Linked DNA regions of Mus musculus: all the other regions are linked to region 1. The links are chromatin loops, found by intact Hi-C in ENCODE. Cell type or tissue: left cerebral cortex. All regions are shown on one strand. Each heading gives the region's core, and the rest is flanking DNA. Links, peaks and the distances in the headings are about the cores only.

Region 1 (10,653 bases), core at 1,510-9,509:
TACTCTCCCAGAATCCTTTCTGCCTCCCAGAAGTCCTACCTCTCTTTCTTGCCTAAGCCATAGATAATAGGCTTTTAAATTGTCAGGTGATGTATCCATACAATACACAAGAGATTCTCTCTATATATACATCATACTGGGGACATACCTCTCCAAGCTCTATGAAGAAGTCTTTGATTACACAATCAAATCCTACACAATCAAATCCTAGAGACCTTGGTGACCCCTTACAGAGTGTAGCACCTTTGCTAGCACTGGGCTTGATCTGGTAGAAAGTTGTTCTTGTGCTTTTCAGGGGAGCCACCTGTACATGGTGTGGTCAATGTGATTGGGGCACAATAAACTGGCCTCGGAGTGTTTGGCTCCTTTAATGGGTCTGTCATTGCATAGTAGGCTGTGTATGAATTCACACCAAGAGATCAGGAAGAGATCTATAAGCTTCTAAAACAACGATGCTCATATCAGGAGTTCTATAAGCTTCCAAAACAACGATGAGTTGCTGTGGGTTACATATACATGAGCAGCTGTTCCTTCAGAGAGGATGAATCATGACCCCTTTCTGGTAGAAGATACTCAATATAGTCTACCACCAAAGTTGTTCTGCGCTGGTGATAGTGCCACATTATAGTTGCCTTTTAGTATCTATGGCTGGAAGGTCAAACTCTCAGTCCCAGCGACAGCTTCATCACAGGAATCCATGCCATTGGATGTATGGGGAGCTACCACCTCCCTGTCCATATCCATGCTATTCCTGCCATTGCAGATCAGGGTAGCCAATAACAAAGACAGACTAACATCAGCTGAGCAGGTCATTTTCCAACATGCTTGTTTAATGCTCCTCTATGGTAAAGTCTTTGTGAAGACCGTGTTTCCAGAAACCACCCAGCCATATTTTACCTTGTCTCCTAAGATCCATACCAGGGTGTTAAGTTCAGTGTCTCAAGAGAGTGTGTCAAGCCTATAGCCTCTTCTTTATTGAGTCATGTATTCTTATTTCTTTCACCACTCTCAACATCAATTCAATCCCTTGGCTCTTGCTATTTGATGCTGGTTGATTCTTCCCACTTCTGTGGGATATAGTCTCCTCTTCCCATTTCCAGGCTCAGTGTCATCTTAAAGTATGCTGGGAACCCAATTTACCCACCTCACAGCAGGAGAAGAAGCTGCATCCTAACAGGACACTTGTATTGACAGAAGAAACACTGTGGTTTTTATTTTAAAGGTTTGTTTATTTTTGTTGTATGTGTATGTATGGCTGCCTTTGTATATGTGTGTGCAACATGTGCATGCGTGCTGCCTGAGGAGGATATTAGACCTCAGGAACTGTAGTCACAGACTGTTGTGAGCTGCAATGTGGGTTCTGGGAACAGAATCTGGGTCCTCTGAAAGAAAAGCCAATGCTCTTCAATGCTGAGCCACCGCAACAAATTCTGTTTGGGATTTCTTATTGAGTTAATTAAGGTTACATTTTACACACCGCATAATTTGAACGTACAGTTTGATCAGATTTGACAGCTATGTACAACAGAGAGGAGCAACTGCCAACATGAAGGTGTAGAGCACCACTGCCACCCTGGAAAAGTCTCCCACAGTGCCTTTCTCCATTTAGTCCTTCCCTCCGTGGCACAGCCCTGGAAGCCACTGATCTGACTCCTCTCCCATGCTGATGACTTTTAAAATATCATGTAAGTGCAGTCATAAGTGGGCTCTTTTGCATCTGGCTGTTTCCAATTCAATGCATTTGAGAGTCATCCGTCCTGCTCATATCAACAGTCCATTCCTTTTTATTGCAATAGATTCCATTGTATGGCTGTAGCAAAGTATGTTTATCCATTTCCCATTAGGCATCTGATTTGTTCCAGTTCTTAGTGATTATGAATTGAACTGCTATGAAATTTCATGTCCACATGAAGGGGCACAGTGTCTTCATTCTTCCTGGGTAAATAGCTAGAATGGGAAGTTTGTTTTTATTATTTTTTAATTTTTATTTTATGCATATGAGTGTGTTGCCTTTGTGTGTCTGTGTAGGATGTGCACAGACTTTCTGAGAAGGCCAGAAGAGGGCATTGGATCCCCAGAACTGGAGTTATAGATGATTGGAGCAGCTTTGTGAGTGCTGGAAATGGAATCCAGGTCATCTACAAGGACAGCAAATGTTCTTACCATCTTTGCATGCTTAAGTTTATTTTCTAAGAACACTAGCAAGGCAGTAAGATGGCTCAGCCAGGCAAGGGCCTTACTGTCAACCTTCACTCAAACTTCAATCCCTAGAATCCACATGACAGGAGGAGAATCAGTTCTCAGGGGTTGTCCTCCTAGCCTCCCCATGCATACCATGACATGTAATAATCTTCTATAAATAAGCAGATTAAATAAATAACTGCAATTATAAGAAACTGAGCATCTTTGAGTTACTCCAATTGTAGCAAACAGCCACTAGGCAAGAATTGCCTCATTTCATCTACAGACATAATACTGTCCAAAGAAAAGACACAATTACAGGTTAGGACAGCTTGATTCTGCTGAGATAGAGTAGACTAGCCCTTAATTCCTGTTTCTCTAAGTCTGTCAGAAGGCTGAAAACCGATGCTCCAACCTTTTGAAGTAAGGGACTGTCCGGGTCTCTATAAATTGGCTAAGTTTTGGAAGCTGTTTTAGGCTTCCTATATATTTTCAGTTATTATAAGTCGTTCTTGGATTTCTGATGGGGTTGAAAAACTACATAGTCTCCTGGCAAACCCAGGCTTTTTACTTGGAGAGGAACAGATTTGAGAGGATGGTTTTCAGATGTCATTCAATCTGAAGCCAAGACATAGCCAGGTGCAGAACTACAGACTTTTAAGGTAGGATAGAGGACAGCATTCAATTTTATTGGCAAAATGTTGGACTGGGTGTTAGGTCTATCTTATACAATATAATTTACAAAATGCTAATAGTTGTGTTCAATTTATATTTTGAGAGAAAGTCTTTATTATTATTATTAATTAAACAGAAAGGGTGATATGTCGTAGGATTTTTTCCCTGTTCAGAGAAGGTCTGTGATTGGACAGGGAAAAAGGGGTGGGGCTAAGAGTTGTGGCGAGAGAGGGAGCATCCCAGGTGAAAGGAAGAGAACCGAGATGGCTTCGGATGTGGACCTGTGTGGCATTTACTAGCCATACAAATAGTTATGTTTTAATAAGGTTAGAAATATTGGAATAAAGCTTTTATCATTATCAATTGGCTCTGAAATGACTGTATTGACATCCTGTAAATTGTAATATTATTTATACATAAATTTGGTTGGTTAATTAAACATTAAGAGTCTTTATTCTACTGGGTAAATTTGGTGGTGAGGTGGCAGATCATGGGGTGTGGGGGGCATTGCGTGGTAGCTAGATGAACTGGGGGCAGGAGCGGGGGCGCTGGAGAGATGGATAACAGGGTGGTCACGTAAGAAGGCCCAGCGGAGGCCCTGTGGCCCCACCGGAGAGATGGCCCAGAGGGAGCCCTGTGCTCCATTTGGAGGCGGGGGAGGGGGCAGCACTAGAGTGGGAACGTGTCGTTTTTCTTTTTTAATATTTCCAGCAACAGGGAGGGGCTGGCAATTTGAAAATAAAGACTTTGGCACACAAACCTAATGATCTGAGTTCAATCTCCAGAATCCACGTAAAGATGAGAGGAGAGATCCAACTTCTCTGAGTTGTCCTTAGAACGCATGTCCATCTTGTGCCATATATACACATCCGCCAATGTGGCCTTTTCTATTTTAGAAATTGGCAAAGCCGCTAGCTGTAATGCAAACACTGGAAGCTTAGGGGACGATCCCAAGTCTGAGACCAGTGTGGGCTGTGTAGTGAGACCCTGTCCCAACAACAACTACAAAGTCTGAGAGCAGTGTGGGCTGTGTAGTGAGACCCTGTCCCAACAACTACAAAGCAAACTGATTAACAAAGAAGCTACGTTTGCACCTCACTGTCAACCCATGGGAGTTACCATAGTTACATATCTTTGTCAGGATTTAGTGACATTTCTATTGTTCATCTTAACCATCAAATTAGAGTTTCTATATGTTCTTGATGCTCTTGCCATAAATACTTCTTTGAGGAATTTATTCAAGTCTCTTCCCTGTTTTTTAAAAAAAGTGTGTGTGTGTGTGTGTGTGTGTGTGTGTGTGTGTGTGTGTGTGTGTGTGTGTTGCTATGTAACAAATGTGCATGGATGCCCACAGAAGCCAGAAGAGGGCATTTTATCCCCTAGAGCTGAGTCACGGGTGGTTGTGAGCCAATATGTGTGTACAGGGAGCTGAACCCAGGTCCTCTGTAAGAGCAGCCAATGCTCTTAACTGCTAAACCACCTCTTTAGTCCCACCTGCCTAATTTCAAAACGGCATCACATGCAGTGTGGTGGTTAATGTTCACATCTGATGATGTCTAGAATCACCTGGGAGACAGACCATTAGACGTACCAGTGGCAGTTATCTTGATTAGGTTAATTGAGATGGGAAGACATGCCCATTGTGGGTGTCACTATTCCCTGGGATCCTGGACTGTATAAAAAGAAGAATGTGAGCAGAGTGTCAGGATTCATTACTCTCCTCTTGACTACTGATGCAATGTGACCAGCTGCTTCACTTTCCTTCTGTCTTGGCTTCACATTATGATGGACTGTACTTCAACTGGGAACCAACACAAACTCACCCTTCCTTCTATCCTTCCTTCCTTCTTTTCTTCCTTCCTTTGTTCTTTCCTTTCTTCCATCCATTCATCATTCCTTCCTTCCTGCCCTTCTTTTCTCCATTAGTCCATCCTCCCTCCCTTCCTCCCTCTCTCCCTCCCTCCCTCCCAACCTCTCTCCCTCCCTCCCTCTCTCCCTCTCTTCCTTCCTTTGTTCCTTTCTTTTTTCTTCCTTCCCTCCCTCCCTTCCTCCCTTGCTCCCTTCTATCAACCCTCCCTTCCTTCCCTTCCTTCCCTTCCTTCCCTTCCTTCCCTTTCTTCCCTTCCTTCCCTTCCTTCCCTTCCTTCCTTCCTTCCCTCCCTCCCTCCCTCTCTCCCTTCCTTCCTTCCTTCCTTCCTTCCTTCCTTCCCTTCCTCCCTTCCTCCCTCCTTCCTTCTTTCCTTCTGTGTGCTGCCTTTGTCAGGATACTTAATGATAGCAACAACAACCAAAAAAAAAAAAACAACAACAACAACAACAACAAAAACTATGACATAGTATCTAGTGGCCCTTTTTCATAATACCTCTGCAAGTCATAGAAATCCTTCAAGACTGTTGTCCTAGTGGTTGTCATTCCCCTCCTAGGGTCTGAGTTCCCAGATCACCACTGATGAGAGCTCTAGCAAATGGACCACCAGCTTCCTCTATGCCCCACATCCTGTTCCAGGTGGGATCCTTTTGTTACCTAGTGAATCGTTCCCCAGACCTTGCTTCATATCTGTTTTCTTGGATAGATCCTGGTTCTAACTGTGACGGCTCAGTATTCTGAGGAGTGGGTATCAGAGGGAACTAAAAATGTAAAATAATTATTGGACCAAAGACCTGGGGAAGACAAAGGGGTCAAACCCTCAGGTCACAATGGAGGTCTGACAGCTGTGAAAGGGAAAGGCTCAAAGGGAAGTATACCTCAGAAAAAAACTCTTATCTCTGAAGTGGGGAACTCCAGAGCTCCTTCGGGCCATTAGAAGAGTCCAGTGACCAGTTAGGCTGTATTGCATCATTGCCTGAGAACAGTCCCTGGAGGGATGACCTCATTGTACACTCCCCCGAGGACATCCTGCACACTGCACTGAGGCCTGTCACTATCTCTATCTGTAGCTTCTTTGAAGAGGAAATAAAATGTCCAGCTATGGAGCTGGCTTTCCTTGGTATTATGCAGACAGTGATGGAGGGGACATGGGAAAGACAGAAGGAAAGTCAGTGGATGCATATCAGAAGATGGACTTTGGGAAGAGTGTGAAATTATCCAGGAAGAACTTCATTAGACTACTTCCAGGGCTGTATACAATCGCCCACCCTACTGTGCTTTGTCTGTTCAGTCTCAGTCAGTCACCAGATAGTCCACCTTTAGTGGGAAAGTGACAAAATCAAGAGGTGAAACATTCCTAACATTTAAATAAGTTATCACAGCATATGCTTGTAATTATTCTTTGTTATTGTTATTCTTAATTGATGCTGCAAAGCCCTTATTGTATCTAACTTACAAAATAAATTTTGCTGCAAGTACAGGAAGATGAAAATTTGTGGAGTGTGGTATTACCCGTGGCTGGTTGTCTCCCAAGGGTCTTGGCTAAGAAGAAGCTGCTGCCCAGTGGAAACCCTGTGTCTGCCTCTTCTTCCTTCATTTGTCAGCTCAGCATCTCCCAGTTAGAAGGTGACAGGGAGAGCATCCAGCTTCACAGGAGGACCACCTTCCAGGCTGACATGAAACTAACTTTGACCCCATTTTATAGTTAAAAAAAAAAACCACACACACAAAAGCACGGATCCTTTAAAATCATATCTTTAAATAAAACAGTATTCTAGTCTTTTCCATGACTCACTCATCCTTCACCCAGCTACCAAATATATCTTCCTGAAATATTTCTCTGCACAATTTTTTCTTGAATGACCTGTTAACAGGACTCGGGCCTCACTCATTCTCCAGGCTCTTCTGCTATTGTTCAATACAAACCATCTACTGCCAGTATCCCTGTGTTATGTGAATATGGCATGGTTCTTCGCTGCTATATCTTCTTAAATCCCCCTACTATGGCTATAATACGATTTTGGATTAAGCTATTCTTATAACTGGGAAAGTACTGCAGAGAGGAGACAATTAAGACATTATGATTGTGTTTACCATATCTTTTATGGCTGCTCTGTTCCCTACACAGAAAGCAAACTACTGGTTTTGTACATGATGCTCATATGTTATCCCCAGCCTACAAAACCAGATCTGTGTCCTTAGTATTAGCAGATGCATTCGGCGACTTCTATGCCACTGTCTTCCTCTGCAGTGTTCTCTTCCTGGACTTACTGACATTTCCCAGGACTTCCCAGCAAGATCACCCTGGAATTTCCCGCTGCCTCTCTTTGGTGTCAGAGGCGCAGTTTCCTTTCTTGGGTTATTGGGTCATGTAGGTGGAACACACCATCCATGAGCGTCCTGAAAGAAATGGAAGGGAACTTTGTTGAGATTTCGCACATTTTCATGTATCACTTCTACCCACAGCTTTGACTAACAGTCTAGACATCTGGTGAATTGCAGCTTGGACATATTCTCTGGCACAATCTCTATAGGCATTGCTATTTTGTCTCTTACCATGGTGTCTATGAAAAAGACTTCAAGAAGTAAAGGGGTTGTTCACTGAGAGAACACTCTGGAGCATGATGATTTAATGCAAAGAACCTATAGGAGTGGGCTCATCCTGGTAGAGTAACAAGACCCAATAAAGCTGTGGAGAGAAGGGGAGGAAGGTGTTGGACGTCAAGAGGTGATTGGTGACCAGATCCTATTAGCATCGAGTGAGGGTCTTTATAAGCTCTGGCTTTTACCCTCAATAAGCTAAGACAATAATGAACCATGAGCAGAAAAATGTCAATTCACAGTGAACAGACACACATCCTGTACCGAGGACAGACTGACTTGTTTAAAGGCAAGCATGAAGGCCAGGTGGTATGTGACTACCGTAAGCCAGGCAAGCCATAACACACTTGTTCCCAGCTAGTGAGATTCCAGTTAGGAGTGGGAAAAGTGTCCACAAGCATTCAACTTCTGGTTGTGCTTTGAAGTTGGAGCCAACAGGATGCGCTGATGATCACAGGCATGAGATGGTGATACAGGCCACAGGAAGAGCAGCGCCCAACATGACGCAGTGTTTTTACCCTGAGTAAATGGAAAGGAGAGCACATGAGATGGAGATGCCCGTAGGGAGGGCATGGGCTTCATTCTGGGCATCTTCTTTTGAGATAGCTCATTAGACATCTACAGAGAGAACTCAAGTGGGTAGCTGGATAACTGAGTTAAGAAAATCAAGCCATCTCAGCTGGGCATACAGGCTTTGAAGTCATCAGATACAAGTGATGACACACTGATGTGATGAAGGAGTTTGTAGATATATAGAAAGAAGAGTCTGGGCATTGAGACATGAGATACACAGATGTGTTACAATCAGGGATTCTGGAAGACTACATAGGAGATGGAGAAGGAATGGCTGCAGAGGTGGAGAGGAAATCAGGAGACAATTACATGAAGAAGAATATCATTAGCTGCTGACTGAGACGTTAGACAGGGGGCTGAGACACAGGAGCATAGAGGTCCTTGGTGACTGACCAGCTCTGATAAGACAGAAAACACATGAGTGGGAATAAAAGTTTTCTTTTATTCCTGTGTGTGTGTGTGTGTGTATGTGTGTGTGTGTATGTGTGTATGTGTGTATGTATGTATGTATGTATGTATGTATGTATGTATGTATGTGTGTATACATGCACTCATGCAAAAATTTGGGTGCACATTCCTGGTATGTGTGTGTAGAGACTGAGATTGGCAAATGACTATGGTTGATTTCTTCCTCTTTTACAATTTGCCTTAGTCACCGGAGGCAGGGTCTCTCACTGAACTCATAGCAAAGCTGGTGTGCAACATGCCCCAGCCACCCGTCCTCACAGCTCTGGGGCAACAGCCGCACACAACCATACCCGGCTTTCCTCACAGGTGCTCACATCTGAAGTCAGAGCTTCATGATTGCACAGCAAACACTCTTCCTCACTGAGCCATCTCTCCAGCCCCCAGTTTCCATTGTTTTAAATGGAAGGCATTATAGCAGAGATGCTGACCAATGGAAATTATTTGAGAGAAGAATGGGAGAAGAAGAGAAAAACCAGACAGTTGTTGCTGTAACTTTAAAGTAAGGAAATAGACTCTAGATAGGTAGCTTAGAGCTTGTGTGAGGTGTGCTCCCCAACAGCAGGGCGTAGTGCAGAGCTGCCTTTACCTTGCTCTCATTTCCCTGTGAATTATGACATTGAGGATAGGAACTTCAAGGGGACGCAAGAGGAGTATAACAGGAGAAGACTGAGTCCTTTAGCAGGAGGAGAAAAGCAATGGACAAGGGTGCTGGACAGTGAGTAGGCCACGAAAATGTAGTGGGGCCCGACTGGCACAAAAGGCTCACTGGCTGTGTTAATGACTGTCTGGCAGAACTGTCTAGGGCAGGCATGGATTTTTCCTCCAACCCATTCAACTGGATGCATGTGTGAATAGAGTGGTAGAAGGTTGGAATCCACCTGCTGGCAGCTCCTACTCACTGCTGCCCCTTATTCTCCATGTTTGCTCTCTTAGCCCTTCTGCCACTAAAAAAAATGCTTTCATTCTCTTCTGTCATTTAAGAGAGGCTTCTGCATGGGATTGTGAGGAGCACATGTGTTCTGTCCTAATGTTGAGGACAGTCCAAGTTGCTGAATCATAGAAATTGTAGGTATCCCGGGTTCCTTGTTCCATAGCCTTCCAACACTTTTCTGTTACCCTGCAGCTGCTGTGAGCTTTTTCTAGGCATCCTAATGGTTTCTCCACCCATGTGCCCCCCTCCTTCTGCATCTGTCTGAACATCTTCCCCAATACTTGCAAGAGCTTGATCAGCCCTCTCACAAGCAGCCTGGACTTGTTAAGGGTCAAAGGTCCTCAGTGCTCTTGGTTCTGAGCACCTAGATTGGGCTTGCAACCTCCTGTAACTTCATGGATAGCCACACCCAAGTGCACATACACAAACAAATAAAAATGAAAAGTTAAAATAAAAAACCTACCCTTGAGAGCACTGCTTTTGTGTATTTATCAGAAGACTGATTATAAGAGACCACTGAGAAGAGATATGACTGGCTTCTTATGACCCAGCAAAGGCAGTAATCTTTGAGGTAGTGATACCTTGCATGGCAAGCTGTGGTTTTCAGGCAGTGTCTGTATGTTGGACCAATGAGAATGTGCATAGTTTTGTTCTGCATCTACTGTATCTAGAGCACAGACCTGGCAGTGAAAGTATGTTAAATAAGGCTGACTCACCAAATGCTGAAATCTCAGCTGTGAGCTACCACGCTGTGCTATACAATGTATTTCAATCCTCATTACTTTGTTCTCTTCTTGCCTAAAGATATTGATCTCAGGTTGTGCAGAAAGAACTTTGCTACTAGGATGTTATGTTCTCCACTGTATCTGTGCTAATGGCTCCTCCTGATAATTTGGAGATTGTTGTGGTGAATTGTTAATACCCTTCTAGTCACCCACCAGAGTTCTCTGGATTCTTGAATGAAACACACACACACACACACACACACACACACACATCAGCTTAATTTTGATATGCCTTGACTAGCTCAATGATTGGGCACTTCCAAACCTCCCTTCGACTAGCACACATTCTCCTCCAGTATTCCTGAGTTAACCTTTTCTCTATCTATATTTTATCTCTGCTGCCCTGTTTCCTTCCATGGGGTTGCCTTCCCTTTGTACCTACATTACTGGATAATTTCTCTCCTGCAGCTCTTAAATCTGAACTCTCTGCTTCTGCATCATGGCAATTCTGTTCCTTCTCTCCTCTACATTCTTCTCTCCTCTCCTCCCCTCCCCTCCCCTCCCCTCCCCTCCTCTTCTCTTCTCTTCTCTTCTCTTCTCTTCTCTTCTCTTCTCTTCTCTTCTCTTCTCTT
Region 2 (8,000 bases), core at 1-8,000, 210 kb after region 1:
TGCCTCTGCACTTCTGGCCACCTTGGGTTGAGCGGCTCCCTCTGCTCTGTGCACTCACTGCGGTGAGATGCCTTTGCATAGATCCAACGTCCAAGTCACCTTGCACAGAACTTCTGAGGTCAGAAGAAACTTTCTCTTATAAGTTGACTGCCTCATTCGTCCCAGAGACAGAAAGCTGGCTAAGACACTAGGAAGCCACGTGAACACATGCACATCAGATTCTTCTACTCAGCAGATGTGAGCCAAGGGGCTTCCCAAGGGGCTTATCAGTTGAAGGGGCTCTCAGAACATAATTTCCCACACTGTGGGCTAGCACGTCAGTAGGCTAAGCAAGTGTCAGTAGACTCAGAAAGGCCTTGGGAAATAAATGGAGGGTCTGGGTGTGAGAAGTCAGCTGGAAAGGCTGGCGAGACATGAAAGAATTGCAACCGTCTAACAGCACACATTGAGTCTAGCAATTAGGCCTCTGGCTTCTTTAGAAGCTCCTTGTTAGGCATAAAGTAGACTAGAGGCCATTGTCTCATCAGAAACTAGTGCCCATTGTAGCTACTCAAGAGATCTCGGGTGAGAGTACAGTGTTTTGGAAATACTGTGTTGGGGGTGGTGTGGCGATTCAAGAGCTCAGGAGCCGGAGGTGGCAGGAGGGTTGCTCAAGTTCAGGGCAACATAGTAAGACCCTGTCCCCAACCAGGGGGTCTGGGAGAACCTGGGTTCTGTTACTACCACCACCACCACCACCACCACCACCCAAAAAAAGACAGAAAAGAAAAACTCTATTATTGTATAGCTATAATAGTATCAAGTGTTCAAAAGAGGGTTCTCAATAAACCTTACTTGGTTCAGATCTGTTTTGTTTGTTTATTCTGGCTTTTGTTTCTTTGTTTTATCACAGGCTAAAGCAGATCCCTTTACAGATAGGTGTGGGAGAAAGCTCCTTAGCCATGTAGTTGCTCTCCATCTAAGGGGGTTGACGAGATCATGGAAGGGTAGAATTTCCTGGCTTCTGTGTACATTTTCTCATCATAGATGAAGAGCTAACTGCCAACCAGCCGTGAAGCTGGAGGGCATCTCTGGGCAGGGAGATGGAAGTGCAAGACTTCAGGGTGAAAGTCTGATGCTTGAGGTAGTAAAGAAGGCATGGTGGGCTGCCTCAGCTACTCAAGAGCGTGAGGTGAGATCATTGTGTAAGCCCAAGAATTCTAGGCTAGTGTGGACAACATAGTGAGAATTTGACTCAAAAACCATTCGAAACCATAATACAGATTTTGATATGCCCCAAATTTATTATTTTGTATGATTATAAATTCCCTAGTCATAAAATTCTCTGTCATCCAGTCCCATATTAAAAAGTTTAGAATTATTACAAGAAAATAATTCAAGTAAAATTGTCATCTTTGAGCTAACAGGAGGGTTTTTTTTTTAATTATTTAACTTCTTTATTCCATGAGATTTTTAATGTAAAGCACTTTATTGAAGAACAGCTCTTGTGGTGTGAATAGCAGCCAATCACAGAGGAGCCTCTCAGAAACACTTACAGAAAAAGTGTGTGAGACAGATTTGAATTCAGGGTGAATTTCTATAAAATTTGGACAGCCCATGAAATGGTAATTTCTTTTTTTTTCTTTTAAGTTATTAAAAAATCATTTGTGACATTTTCTTCTTGCTTTGGAAATATTTCCCATAGTGCATCTGACATTTTCCCAGTTGTCTATTCCTCCTGAAGAGAGTGAGTCTCCTGAAGCTGCCAGGTTCTGTCTCCCAGGCTTATGGGTCTCTCTTTCCTTCTTAAAGATCTGAGCCCAGGGACGGGTGCTACTGACGCCAGAGGTGTTCACATGGGCGGGGCCATTTCCGCACGCTGTGTGCTTGTGTGCTGACTATCTAGCTTTTTAGCTCCCGTTTCCTGTCCGGACTCACTGTGGACTTATGGAAGACAAGGTTGCATAAGATACACTGATTGGAAATGAGAAGGAAAGGTGACTTCGAAGTGGCAGATGTGTGCTCCATTCAAGCTCAAGAACTTAGGGGCCAGCGTCCCACTCTGTGACGTCAGCTGCAAATACGCTTGAGCAAGTAACTCGGGCGAATGAGACCAGAAGGTGCTTACAGGATGAGGAGCGGGACCGCCTGGGTATCCGAAGGCTGGGGTCTGGGGAACCAAAGCAGGGAGCTTAAAGGAAGCTGTTTCAAGAGAATGAGCAGCTTTGGGGATTTATTGCAAAAGACATATTGTTAGATTTAAAAGAAAACAAAAACTGGCTGCAAGCAGCATGTTCCACAAGCCTGTCGGTTTTTATTGATGTTGTTTTTGTTTTTTTTTTTTTAAAGACAGTACCTTGTGTGTGTCCATCATCTATTTGTATGTACATAGGTTATGTCTCTAGAGATGGGTCAACTGAACCGAGACCAGAGATGAGGCTCTTGAGTGAGAAGTGTTCTTGTTTAGTGTATGTTCTCTGTTCCTCTTCTTGTGGTATTTGTCTGTTTGAGAGATGGCTTTTACACATATGAATGTGAGTGAATAATCTCAGATTAAATGAATTACTAGAATCTAATAAAACAATAAGTCTGGGCAAGTTGTTCCTCAGTGGGAAGTCAGAGTAACACGAGCTTGTCTTCCATTGACTAGGAACATAAAGCAGGACTAGGGAGATGGCTCATCTAGGGAAAGCGCTTGCTGGTCTCACACAAGGACTTGAGTTCAGATCCCCAGGACCCACTTAGAAGCTTGATGTGATGTCTCTGCTATCCCAGCATGAGAGGATACGTATCCCGGGGCTTCCCCAGACAGCCAGTCTAGCCAGGGCAAGGCATTCTGGGTTCAGTGACAGGTCTTGTCTCAAAAACAAATAAGGCAGAGGACAATGTAGAAAGATCCTCAAAGTTGTCCCCTGACAACTGACAACAGGCAGTGCAACCGCACACGTGCGCAGCACACTCCCAGGGCCACCTGACATCACCGTCTGGGAAAATGTGCACATAGAGAGAGAAACCAAGAAGGGTGAACTGGAAATGCTGACTTCGCCTTGGTGGAGTTGAACTTGTGAGAACTTTTTACGTTTTCTGGACTTACACTTTATGATAAGTATATATTAGGCTTATAATCAGAAAAATCTCAATGCGTTGTTTTCTTTTCGAACAAAGAGATATTTGTCTTAAATGTTCTCATACTGAATGCTTGCCACCAAACCTGGAAGTCTCTGTCACAGATTATGCCTGGAGAGTTGGACAAGATCAAGTTTGTCAGACCCACAGTTAAATATGACCCCAGGAGACCAATAGACCCAAAATAACACAATTTAATTAGCTGTTTATAGCTAGACAGAATGAAAATATTGTTTTGTTTTGTTTTGTTTTGTTTTGTTTTGTTTTGTTTAATATGTGCATAGGGGATACTACGAACACAGAAAACATCCATCTGGTGTCAAAATACTTCAGACAAGGAATATTTTAGTCTGTGCTCTGTGTTGGTTGCTCTTACTGTCCCCTCCAGCGAAGAGCTCCCTCGGTCTCTGGGCACCTACCTCTCCCATCCTTGCCGTCGGGGCTTTCCCATCAGAATGACTCATCCTGCTTCAGAGTAGTTTCCCTCCTTTAGTATGCAGGAATGAGTCACCGGGAGCTGCCGATGCTTCAGTAGAACGTGGCTTAGGGACATGCAGTTCGAGGACTGGTGAATGGGTGCTTCATGCAGTTATCAGGGCGACTGCTGCATTAGAGACAGAGAAGGAGTCAGAAAACGGTGTAAGAAGAGAGCGGCAGCAGCCTGCTGAGGGAAGGTTTGAAGAAAAAGACAAGTCCAGTCCCTGGCTGCAAGTCTTTGATGGAGTATAGCAGAGGGAACCAATGGCCATGTGGTTCAAGTGACCATTTTTGGAGTAAGGTGACTTTAAGGAGCAAGATGACTCACAGCAATTATTATTTTTGCATACACTATGTGGGCAGTTGCCAAAAGAAAAGTGGAGAAGTTTACTTCAAAAAGTAAAGAAATATAACTCTTATGAATGCTTTTAACATGTAGGCATGTTTTCAGTGTGTGAAGGTTATTTTTGACACTATTTTTGATCAAATTGGTTTTCATTTCTTTGAAAAATGTTAATTTTTAAAGCATGCCAGTCCATCTTCCAACTGTTACTTTCCATCACTGGAAAATGTGGTATTTTAAAAATACCATTCCTGTGTGAGTTAGATCGCCTTGGGTTCCATCCCTTCGTAGTAATTACATTAAAAAAAAGCCATTTGGACATGAGGTACACCAGACTGTTTGTTGCCGTAGTCTTTGGGCGGTAATAGTAGCTACTGTGGACTTTTTGGCCCCTCACCCCCATTCCACTTACCCTTGAAATTCAATAATGATTATAAAACATTTTTATGAAGAAAAGTAAATGTATTCTTGGGAATAAGAGTTTGAAGAAAAAAGATAAGATTCACGCTGCTCTGAATTCTAAGCTGTGAGTGTAACAATGATTTTGGCCACAGACAGGGTGGGTGTCTCCTGAGGCTCCTAGATACCCTGTGTAGCAATGAGCAAGTTTTGGGAAAGCTTTTTAGACATCATTTCATCCCATAAGCTATTTAAAAAGAGCTGTGAAATACCCATGAACTACAATTATGACAAGAATCACATGGACCAGTCTGGAGATTTACCAAGCTCACCCAAGGAAAGATGCCAATTCGAGGGTGGTTACTTATTTTTAACCTTACAAGTTTAACCTTCCAAGATGGATTAATTAAATTTGCTTCAGGGTACCAGCTATTATACAAGAGCCACATACCATCTTCACTAACTTGCTTGTCAAAAATAGTATGTTCAGTGCGTCCGTCTGTGGTGTTCTTGCACTGGCCTGTTGGTCTCCTAAGTACCGTTGACTCAGGTTTAATTAAAGGCTGGCTGCAGATGGAGAGTGTTTTCAGTAGTCACAGAAAGAAGTACCGTGAGCATTCAGATCTCTGTTGCATCTTTTTAATTTTCTACCCAAGAAGTCACTTAGAAAAACCATCTCACTGGCTGCAGACCGGACCCATTGACTGCTCCTCAGACTGTTTTCATTCCATCAGGGACAGAAGATAATGAGATGCTATAAAATGAATCAAATACAAAAAGATCTGAGCATCATTGAATATTTAACAAGCACTACGAGAAGCTTTTGAGATGTGTGTACAGTGGGATAAGAGCGTTCACTCACTCCTATGTATACCTATATATATGGACTGTCAGCAACAACAGGGAACACAGAAATAAGTTCCATAAATATATATCTATCATATGCTACCGTTGTCTTCCTTCGTTCCCTGTTACTGTAATGAAGTACTTGGACGTGAGTAATTTATGAAGAATACAGTTTATTTGAGTCATGATTCTGGAGTCTGGGAATTTTAAGGCACGGTAGCAGCATCTATCTGATGGACATCTGGTGAGGGCTTCTTGTTGCATCAGAATATGACAGAGGGCATCACATGCTAAGACAGCAGAGTGTCACCTTGCATCTCCTCCTGTTCTTTTTTTTTCAATTGAAAATAGATTCTTCTCTCTTACAGTGCATCCTGACACAGTTTTCCCCTCTCTCCACTTCTCCCAGCCCCTTATTACCTCCCTTCTCTCCTACACCCACTCCCGTCCATTTCTCTTCAGAACAGAGTAGCCTTCAAGAGACAACAACCAAACAGGACAAAACAAGATGCAGTAAGACAAGGCAAAAACACTTATATCGAGGCCAAGCAAGGCAACACCATAGGAGAAAATGGGTCTGGAGCAGGCAAAAGAGTCAGAGATACGCCTGATCCCACTGCTAGGAGACCCACAAAAACACCACGGCACACATGCAGGGAACCCGGTACAGGGGACCCCGTGCAGCCTCAGGCAGGCTCCATGTTTACAGCTCCAGCCTCTGAGTCAGTATGAGCCCTGCTTAATTGATTCAATGGGCTATGTTCTTCCCAAGTTCTGAGGGGAGGGACCCAATGGAGACCTCAAGTAGACACTCTCCACACAGTGTTCGGCTGTGCATCTGCTCCCCTCTGCTGCCGTAGGAAACCTCGCTGATGCTGACCAGACTAGGCATGGATCTGTGAGTGTAGAGAAGAGCATTAGGGACTACTTCATTAGTTTTTGGATCTTGTCTTTTTCTTTTGCCTGTCATATTCAGTCCTACCCTAGGTCTCTGGCATATCCAATCTCTGGTTCCTGGCCATCCTGGCAGTGCCAGGCATGGGTTCCCTCTCCTGGTGTGGACCTCAGGTTAAACCAGACATTGTTCGGCCACTCCCACAAGTTCTGCTGCACCACTTGCAGGCAGGACAGATTGTAGGTCAAAGGTTTTGTGAGTGGGTTGGTGGCCAGGTTTCTCTTTCAGTAGCCTGCACAGTACTTTCTTGCACCAAAAAGGCTAGAATGTAGGGTTGAGGGCCCCATGTAGACACAAGTTTGCCCCTTCTACAGGGGCCTCACCCTAATCCTAATTGTTCCTTCTCCCAGAGACCTGCCTCCCAATATTAACACATGAATTGGAGGGACTAGTCCAGAGTCTAGCATGTATCTTAAAAAGCAAAACAAGGAACAAGGAAGGGGTAGGTGTCCTTCAAGGAGGTGTCATTCTGGCAGCTGGGTGAAGCCGGGACCTGCCTTGTGGAAGAGTGTTGTAGTGAAACAATCTGTCAAGCATTGGGAGGTGAGACTGGAAGGGAAGAGTGAGAAACAGCTTTCTGTGCAGGTGTGCAGAGCCCGTTGGAATGTTCCAGCAATAGACTGACTTGATCTTTCCTTTCTTTTTCTGATTGTCTTTGATTAATCGTTAAAGCCCAAAGTTCCCTGAAAGAGAGCAGAGGCCTGCCCATACAGAGATCAGTCACGCATGGAAAGTGGGCTGAGCCATCTTCCTGTAGAGAATGGAATCCATGTGTATCCCTTCTTAGTTACAGTTTCTGTTGAATCACCATGACCACAAATCAAGTGGAAGAGGAAAGGGTTTATTCAGCTTACACTTCCACATTGCTGTTCATCACTAAGGGAAATCAGGCCAGGAGCCTGGAGGCAGGAGCTGATGCAGAGGCCACGGAGGGGTGCTGTTCACTAGCTTGCTCCCCCTGGCTTGCTTATAGAACCCAGGAGCACCAGCCCAGGAGTGGCACCACCCACAATGAGCAGGGCCCTCCTCCTTGATCACTAATTGTGGATCTTGCAGCTGGATTTCATGAAGACATTCATTCCCTCAACTGAAGCTCCTTCATCTCTGATGACTGTTGACACAAAACTAGCCAATACCACCCCTTTAGTAATTAGGTAATTACAGGTACAGAACGCTCCCTGATATTTATGTTATTCAACTTTATTACTAAATTATAAAGTGGGGGTTCTGCTTTATTAAGGTTGGTTAATGTTTGAATGTTTTCCCCTTTAATCTGTGTAAGACCTGAATACCTATGGGGAGAAATGTATGCATAGCTCATTCTGTTAATATTAAAGGGCTCAAAAAATTATAATACTTAGATTTTAGGAGAAGATGAAGCCATTGTTTCTTTTAGAAAAGGCAATGGCTGCAAGAGAAGATGACTTTAGCTTCACACAGAATTCATTGGATTATCTCGACAGAGGTATGTTGGGCAGGTCTGACTTGGCCAATAAAACTGTGAATTTCTGTAAATTGGCGCTTTCAGAACCTTCCTAGAGGTAATGATGTGCATGTGTTTAGCCAGAACTGCCACGGAAGGGGTGATCTACCATACCCAAACCCCTAATAGTGGCACTTCCTAGCTGTTACGCCAAATTATAATGTGCAAGACAACATCTGGGTATTTACAGTGGGCTTTCCCTAGTGTCTATTGTCTGCCTGTGGCGAGCAGACTGTCAGCGGCCCTCCTGTGTGAGTGTGCATCTTCTGTAATGAGGGGTTTGCCTGTGCCCGGTTCGTGGAAGAAGTACTTAGTGAGGAGTTGCTTCGTTCGTCAAGCTTCGAAAACTACCAAGAACTAAGCTGTTAAAACCCTGGCCGGTGAGGATGTTT
Region 3 (8,000 bases), core at 1-8,000, 200 kb after region 1:
CAGCCCACAACCCCCAGGAGCTCTGTTTCACAGAATATTGAGAGCGGAGTAACTTGCCGTGTTGAAAAGTTCAGTGGCTTCTTCTGAAGCCGCTGTGGGCATCACAGTGTGTGCCCTGCAGAGCGGAAGTCTGTCTTTCTCAACCTAGAAGTGTTAGGCAGAGCCATCTCTTGTCTCCACACAGCCAACCAGAGTCTAGCCATTTTCTTTGGCTCTGTGGGAGGGCATTTCTGTTCAGCCCCGGGAGGAAATATGGTCAGCAAGAAGACATGATGTCATGATCGGTTCTAGGGGCTGAGGAGATTCTGCCTAGTTTTCTATCTCTCTTCTCAGGCAGGGCCTCTTGGAGCCGCTGCTTGCTCCCTACTGTGTCATTTGAAGAGCTGTTATCCCGGTCCCCCAAATTATTGCCCCGCTGTTAAGTTGATGGATTGTGACTTTCTAATGTCAAAATAACTGCCTAGGAATTGCCTGCCAGAGTGCTGTGACCCGTACCGCCAGTGTCCCATGATGTATATATAAACCCTGTGTTGCAGGCGTCACATCTGACTTAGCTGTGTTTAAGTCTGCTTGGAGGGGTTTGGAGGAGCCAAACCTGTGGATGTTTAAATGTGCACTGTGCGTGGAAGCTTTCCGTGGTGATAGCTTTGCGTTACATGTCATATAAACTCACACTTTAAAGCTAGATCTTATTTGGAGGGAGATGGAGTGAACATCACTGGGATTTTAAACCTGCAAATCGACCCTCGTAAAGAGCAATCAACCTGTTGTTGAACAGAGAGCCCTCTCTAGGCAGTTAGAAACCAAAGGATCCTGATGTGTTCACAGTTACCTAAGTAAATGAAGAAAGGTAGACTTGGGTTTTTGGTGTGGAAGTTCTCTGGAAACGGAAGTGAAATGAGAAGATTTAAAACACCACTGTGGACATGTGATCCTCAACCAAAGACAGCACTGTCAGGAGAGCCCCAGCGACCCCCTCACTAGAGAAGACCAAAGTTTGCAGTGTAGAGACTCTGAGGGCAAACACTCTTGCTTCACGTCTACACTGTGCAAATGGGCACTATATCCCTGTACCTGCTCCCTGGTCCCTTCATATGGCTCCAAGACACAGAAGCCTCAAGGATCTCTTTGCTTCTACCAAATACCTGACAAGAAGCAGTTTACAGGAGGGTTTGGCTCATGGTTCAGATGGGACAGCCATTGTGGAGCAGAAGGCGGGAGCTAGGAGGCGCTTGGTCTGAAGCATCAGCTTTCCTCCTTTTCTCAGTTCAACCTTGAGAGGCTGCGCCTACATTGAAGGTGGGCATCGCCTCCTCAGCCAACGCTCCGTAGAAAAGCCTGGTAGACACACCCAGAGGCTACCTTACTAATGCCCACGTGTTCCCAAGTGTCCCAGCACATATGGAAGTCAGAAGGCGGCCCACAAGAGTCAGTTCTGTTTTTCAGCATTCAGGTCGCAGGGGTCAAACCAGGTCAGCAAGCTTGGCAGCAGAGCCCTTTCCCACGGGCTCATCTCATTGCCTCTGAAGAGGGTTCGTAGTCCAGTCAAGTTGAAAATAGGAGATAGCAATCATAATGACCAACCAGTGTCTTTGAATGAACTATTTTAATCATCGCATTTTATTCTATGCACATTGGTCTTTGACCTGCATGTATATCTGTATGAGGGTATTGGATCCCTTGGAGCTAGAGTTATAGACCGTTGGGAAGTGCCATGTGGGTGCTGAGAATTGAGCCAGGGTCCTCTGGAAGAGCAGCCAATGCTCTTAACTACTGAGCCATCTCTCCAGCCCCTCGAATGAACTATTTTTAAGTTGTCTCCCATTAAGTTAAGTGAGAATCTAATGGTGTATGACAAGGAGGAGGTTTGTGTGTTTGTTACTGGAATATTAGGTAATCAAGCCCTGCCCCCATGCTGCTGTCGGACCCTGCTTTACACGGTGACGTGCACCACCTCACCAGCTGGAAAGCAGAAAAGGTGCGAGTCTCAGAATGCATCTGGACCCAAGGGTATCACACAGATCTTTCAGTCCATACCTGGGCCCAGTAAATCCAGTGCTGGGAACACAGAGACTGATACTTCACTTGAGAATCTTAACAGGTCTAGAGTGAGTTGTGGGTGCTGCCTCTAGAAAACCGTGGGCGGCATTTGAGCAGCAAAATGCTGAATCACCGGAGAAGATGGGATTTCCCAAAGTTGCTTCACAGGGAGAGCTTTTGCAGTCCCAGGATGGCATCACTTAGTGAGAGCTTGGATAGAGGCAAGGGAGGCAGGGCCAGAAAGTTGACTGATCTGGGAAAGTGGTCAGTTTTGCAATCAAAAGGGTGGCAAAGAGATTGCAGGTAGCTGTGCAGAAATGGGGAGGCCAGGAAAGAGATATCTGATGGGGAGGCAGGGGTGAGGATGTCTGATGGGGAGGCAGGGGTGAGGATGGCTGAGGAGAAGGAGGGATGAGGGTGGCTGAGGGGAGGCAGGGGTGAGAATGACTGATGGGGAGGCAGGGGTGAGGATGTCTGATGGGGAGGCAGGGGTGAGGATGGCTGATGGGGAAGCAGAGGTGAGGATGTCTGATGGGGAGGCAGAGGTGAGGATGTCTGATGGGGAGGCAGGGGTGAGGATGTCTGATGGGGAGGCAGGGGTGAGGATGGCTGATGGGGAGGCAGGGGTGAGGATGGCTGATGGGGAGGCAGAGGTGAGGATGGCTGATGGGGAGGCAGGGGTGAGGATGTCTGATGGGGAGGCAGAGGTGAGGATGTCTGATGGGGAGGCAGGGGTGAGGATGTCTGATGGGGAAGCAGAGGTGAGGATGTCTGATGGGGAAGCAGGGGTGAGGATGTCTGATGGGGAGGCAGGGGTGAGGATGTCTGATGGGGAAGCAGAGGTGAGGATGACTGATGGGGAGGCAGAGGTGAGGATGTCTGATGGGGAGGCAGGGGTGAGGATGTCTGATGGGGAGGCAGGGGTGGGGATGGCTTTCCTTTTCATCTTTGTTTTGTAGATAGGTACAAAGTAACTTCTCAGAGTATCATTTAAAACTTTGGTGTTCTTAGAAACCTCCTTCTAGGTCATTTGAATGCCACACTTGAAATATTTCAACTTTTTATTTCCTTAGCAAACTTATTTCCATAGCAAATGCAAGATTATGCCAGCCCTTTGGATTTTCTTAGAGTCCCAGTTGGCGAATGAGGCTCACTATGGCCAGTGGCAATCTACCATATCCTTAGTACCTGCAGCAAACACAGCGATATTTCAACAGGCGACTGTGGTATATCAGTATAAACTGCTGAGGTTGGATCTGAAACTCCCTCAACGACCTGTGTGTGCAGAAGGCTTGGTTTTCAGCTTCATGGTATTGGGAGGAGGTAGAACTTAGCAGCTAGGGCCCAGTGTTAGTGGAGAGCTGTGCCAAGGGGACCCGTGGCCAATTCCACGTGTGTGACTGCATTTGGGGCCGTGAGTGGGGCAAAGTAGGTAAGGCTAGTGGGAACTGTGTGGACTGTGAAGCAGTCGAGAATAGCACAGTTAACTAGGCATCAGCAGATGGTATCTGCAGCTCACAGCTGCCGCTGTCTCAGACACAGAAGAAGCACAGAGCCTCCCAATGCCTTGGCCGTGGTTGTTGCCAGTATTTCTAAAGCGACTTCCCTGAGAACCAGACCTGACATTCTCACTTGCTGTGAGCATCTTCGACTGAGGTAACATCAGGGATCCTTAATGATCATGAGATAAAGGTCATTGTCACTTTCTGTCAGAGTGGCATGGGAACATGGGATCCCCTAATGCCATGTGTGGATGTACCATGAGTGGTAGGGCTTCGAGTGGTGTTTGTACAGAGGTGTGAAGGGGCTTTCCTGTGAGGTGTGAGATAGAAATCTCAGGTGTGTGTAACAATGGACTTTGTCTAATATCGAATGCCTAAAGTCGTGAGAGATGTACATTAACAGAGGGAAGACTCAGGCGAGGCGTTTTCCAGGGGAAACCATCAAGGTGGTACCTGCCTCTGGTGTTTTCCCGGCATCTTGCAGTGGGCAGGGGCCATTAAGGAAACGCCTCGGGATTGCCTGGAAACAATGTGGTGCTTCAATTCTGAGTTATTATGATTTTGAAATCGCAGCAGGGTTTGCTCTGCATCAAGCCAAAAACCAGAAACACAGCCAGAGTGGGTGTGAAGGGAAATGTGGGTCTCCGTGGGACTCATCCGAGGCGTTGGAGTCTCTCGTGCTTCTGTTTGTTATTTCAGATGGAGCCTGGAGTCAGATGATGTAAAACATTCGTAAATTCCTCCCTCCCCCCATTCTCTCTCACAGTAAAAAACCATTTTGTTGTTATTTGTTCTACATCTGTAAGAAGGGAAAGAGTAAAGAACATTAGCAGCGCCCTTCCAAAAAGATGCGTTTCTGTGTCAGCCGTGGGGAAATTCAGTTTCCTCCTAGCTTGGTGTGACAGGCAGAACCGGACGTTTAGTGAAAAGATTGTTTTAGAAATCAGCTGCTGGCTTTGGAGAAACGGTGTCATCAGTGTGCCTACACATGAACCTGGACTTGGGTTCTGATCTTCAACACCCACATAAAAGCTGGGTGCGGTGGCATGGGTCTATAATCCCGGTCCTGTAGCCGTGGAGCAGATCCCCAGAATTCGTTGACCAGCCATTCTAGCCAGTGAGCGCTAGGCTCAGTGAAGACCATTGCCGCTACAGCTGCTACCACCACCTCTAAACAAACAAACAAACAAATAAGATGGGGCGCAAGAGAGGGAAATACAGGATGCCAAGTTCTGACCTCCACATACATGTGCACACATATGCCTACACACCTGCATACACATGCACACACACTGGGCACACACATGCTACACCACACAGAGAACACAGCAACACAGACAAATAAAAAAGAGGGAGGGAGAGATGAGAGGAAGAGAAAAGAGAGAGCGATTGATCAATTGCCCACCCCCCATCCAATTCTGGATCCGTTCTCTGCTCCCTACCTGCTGTCAATCCAAGTTAAGCGGTCTATAAGGTCATGTACTGTTGTGCTTTGTCTCTTACATGCCCCCCAAAGCACCATGTGTTGAAGATTTAGTTTCCAGTTGATGGCACTCTTGAGAGGTGGTGAGAACTTCAGCGACTGAAGTGACGCTACAAGAAGGACATTGGTTCACTATTGGATCCCTGCCCTAGTCTTCCCGGTCCCCCACCCCTATGAGGAGAGCAGCTGTTTCTCACCGTGATGCTCTCTGTCTATCTCACTGGAGGACCAAAATGACAGCACCAACGAAACATGGACAAAATAGATCTCTCCTCTCTATAACACGTTTCTCTTAGCTATTTTGTCACAGGCTCAGGAAGCTGTTAACACTTTCTAAACTCTAGGACATTGCATGGCAGTACCACCTGCAAGTCACCCTGCCTAACACGCTGCTGGCCAGATCTGAAGGGTTCCTTGAGACAGTTGGTTGAAAAGATACACTCTAAGCTATGTGCCCCATTCCTCTGCATTTTCAAACCTCATGTGATTCCAGGAGACAGAGGGAGGCAGAGGACAGACAGAAATACAAGTGTGCCCTGGGTTCTAGCAGAGAATGTCCTCAGCCTTCTCAAATGAAGTAGACTCTTTAGATTTGGCCAAGTCATAGACAAATAGCAGAACATGGGGTACTGGCAAGACCCTCTTAAAAAAAAACGTTTTGATGAAACAGATTCTTCCTGTACAGAGAAAGCAATGGATATCAAGGATCTCCTCTGCCAGGTGTGGGTGATGTCTCCTCGCACCTGGCTGTGGGAGCAGCTCGCTGAGACGTGGGGATTATCACCGCCATACAGGTGATTGGTGGAGGCTCAGAGACTATACAGTTCATTCCAGTGATGGAGTTGCTGAGTCAGTGCAAGAATCCAAAGCCAGATGTGTAGCCATGTGGGAGCCAGGAAACAGAGGAGTTCACCTCCCTGCCCCAGTTTCAGCACCGCACGTGTGAAGGATGTCCTGTGCCCAGGCAGAACTAAATGTAGAACGCTATTAAGATACTTGGAGGAACTGATGTGAGCTCTTACTGTTGTCAGTAGAACTCTAGTTTCATCTTCTTCCATCTCCATCTTCCCTCTTTGCTTTAAGTGCCTAGTAATGCTGTAGTCATTTGCAATGTGTCTTCCATTTGGGACTTAGGTCATCACTTTGTTACTGCTACTACTATTGCCGATACCACTACTGCTTATTGTCTGATACCAGTGGTTGAGCCTGGAGCCTCATGCACGCTAGGCAAGCCTTCTAGAATGAAACTCCAACTTCCACAAATTTGAATGCCTCTCCTGGTTTGAGGAAGTGGTTTTCTAAAATTGTGCCCTACATTTCTGTTTAAAGCGTGTTGACAGAACTACTGAAATCTGCTCAGAGGGCAAAAGGAAATGCTGTGGGCCAGGGTTCAGCAAAACTAGGGCTATCCCCAGCCCAGTTTCCAGTAGGAAGAAGTTAGAAGGTCTCCAGGCTCCTCCTAGATCTTGTTCAGCTCAGAGTTCTGCCGTAATCAAGGGTGCTGTGACACTGGCTAACCCTGGATAATCAAGGGTGCTGTGACACTGGCTAACCCTGGATAATCAAGGGTGCTGTGACACTGGCTAACCCTGGATAATCAAGGGTGCTGTGACACTAGCTAACCCTGGATAATCAAGGGTGCTGTGACACTGGCTAACCCTGGATAATCAAGGGTGCTGTGGCACTAGCTAACCCTGGTTCCCTTCTGTTCAAAGGAGTTGATCTAGGTGAATTCAGAGTCTACTTGTGGTGCAGGGGTTGGTGGGAGCCTTCTCCCCTCACTGATTGCTGGGAGGGGAGAAATTACAACCGTTATTCTTGAAAGTCACAAAGGTGGGTTGTGGTGTTGACTAGGAGGAGCAGAGAAGATCATTTAGGAAGCTGCAATGTCCCATTTCTCATCGGGCTGCTTGTGTGCACATACTGGTCTGTGGGAATTCATGGGGCTTAAAACATCATGTCTACCTCTGTCGGCCACTTGGCTTACTTAGATGGCAGTGCTATGTGCACGTGGAGAGGCCGTCAGTGGAAGTGCACATTCACCTCAGATTTGACAGTGAGGAGGACAGTGGCAGTAGATTTCAGCCTTACCACCTGTCCCTGGTTGGTTGTTGTCAACTTGGCACAAGCTACAGTTATCTGGGAAGAACCTAATCTGAGAAAATGCCTTCATTGGGCTGGCTGTAGGCAGTGCCTCCATCGGGCTGACTTGAAGGCAGTGCCTCCAGCGGGCTGGCTGTAGGCAAGACTGTGTGGGCATTTTCTTGACTGTGGTTGATATAGGAGTACCCAGCTCACTGAGGGCAGTGCCCTCCCTGGGCATGTGGTCCAGGGTGGTATAAGAAAGTACGTCGAGCTCTCATGGGTCACAGAACAAGCAGGGCTCCTCATGGCATCTGCTTCAGTTCCCGCCCCAGCTCCCCTGAATGAAAGACTGCAAGCTGTAAGGTGAAATGAAACCCTTTCCTGCCCAAGTCGCTTTTGGTCATGGTCTTCATCGATGCAGTTCAAAAGTAAGGAAGACACAAGCCACACTTCGCAGGCCATTCCCAAAGCATTGAGCTGCTGGCTCGGAAGGGAGCACATGGAAGTCACACATCCCCTGCCTGCTGTGCTGCCAATCTGGAAACGTCCACACCACATGCAGCTTTTCTTCGGGTGCTTCCGAGATTAGCCAAGGCTGGGAAGCTGTTTCTTAGAGGGAGAAAGGTTTACAGCCACGGATTGTCTTCACCTAATGTTGCTAAGGGCAGAAGCTGTGCATGCATGACTAGCGCAGCTGTGCCTTGCCAGCTGGCCGTGGTCAGTGTAGATGTATTCAGAAGAGAACTGTCGATCCCATTCAGTACTATGTGCAGAGAAAGGTCTTTCATTAGTCCTTGTCAGAATGGTGTCCAACTTAGCCCTTCTCAGACACATCAGTAATAAACAAGTTAAAGTGTTGGTTTCTGTAAGAGAACAATGTGCGTCCATGC

What was found. Hi-C counts contacts between places; a loop is a spot of excess contacts. Peaks named below come from ENCODE experiments on the same cell type or tissue, not always from the same donor. Only the 100,000 strongest peaks of a DNase experiment are listed, where the experiment ranks them.
Region 2: it touches region 1 in a loop (8-fold over the local background); 2 of 42 quality-filtered maps call a loop at or near these places.
Region 3: it touches region 1 in a loop (12-fold over the local background); 2 of 42 quality-filtered maps call a loop at or near these places.

The regions. Positions count from the first base shown.
Region 1 is chr8:78,934,569-78,945,221 of GRCm38, forward strand. No RefSeq gene overlaps it. Among named protein-coding and RNA genes, the nearest start is that of Gm39204, 67 kb to the right of the region's middle. In left cerebral cortex, for the core only: no CTCF peak of the experiment used is centred there; DNase peaks (open chromatin) are centred at 6,498, 7,185 and 7,585; H3K27ac peaks cover 1,770 bases.
Region 2 is chr8:79,147,139-79,155,138 of GRCm38, forward strand. All of the region lies in intron 8 of Zfp827 (zinc finger protein 827), which reads left to right. Among named protein-coding and RNA genes, the nearest start is that of Gm30271, 51 kb to the right of the region's middle. In left cerebral cortex, for the core only: no CTCF peak of the experiment used is centred there; DNase peaks (open chromatin) are centred at 3,617 and 4,738; H3K27ac peaks cover 915 bases.
Region 3 is chr8:79,137,640-79,145,639 of GRCm38, forward strand. The region is part of intron 8 of Zfp827 (zinc finger protein 827); the gene reads left to right. Among named protein-coding and RNA genes, the nearest start is that of Gm30271, 60 kb to the right of the region's middle. In left cerebral cortex, for the core only: no CTCF peak of the experiment used is centred there; DNase peaks (open chromatin) are centred at 1,418, 2,154, 3,520, 4,167 and 4 more places; H3K27ac peaks cover 1,413 bases.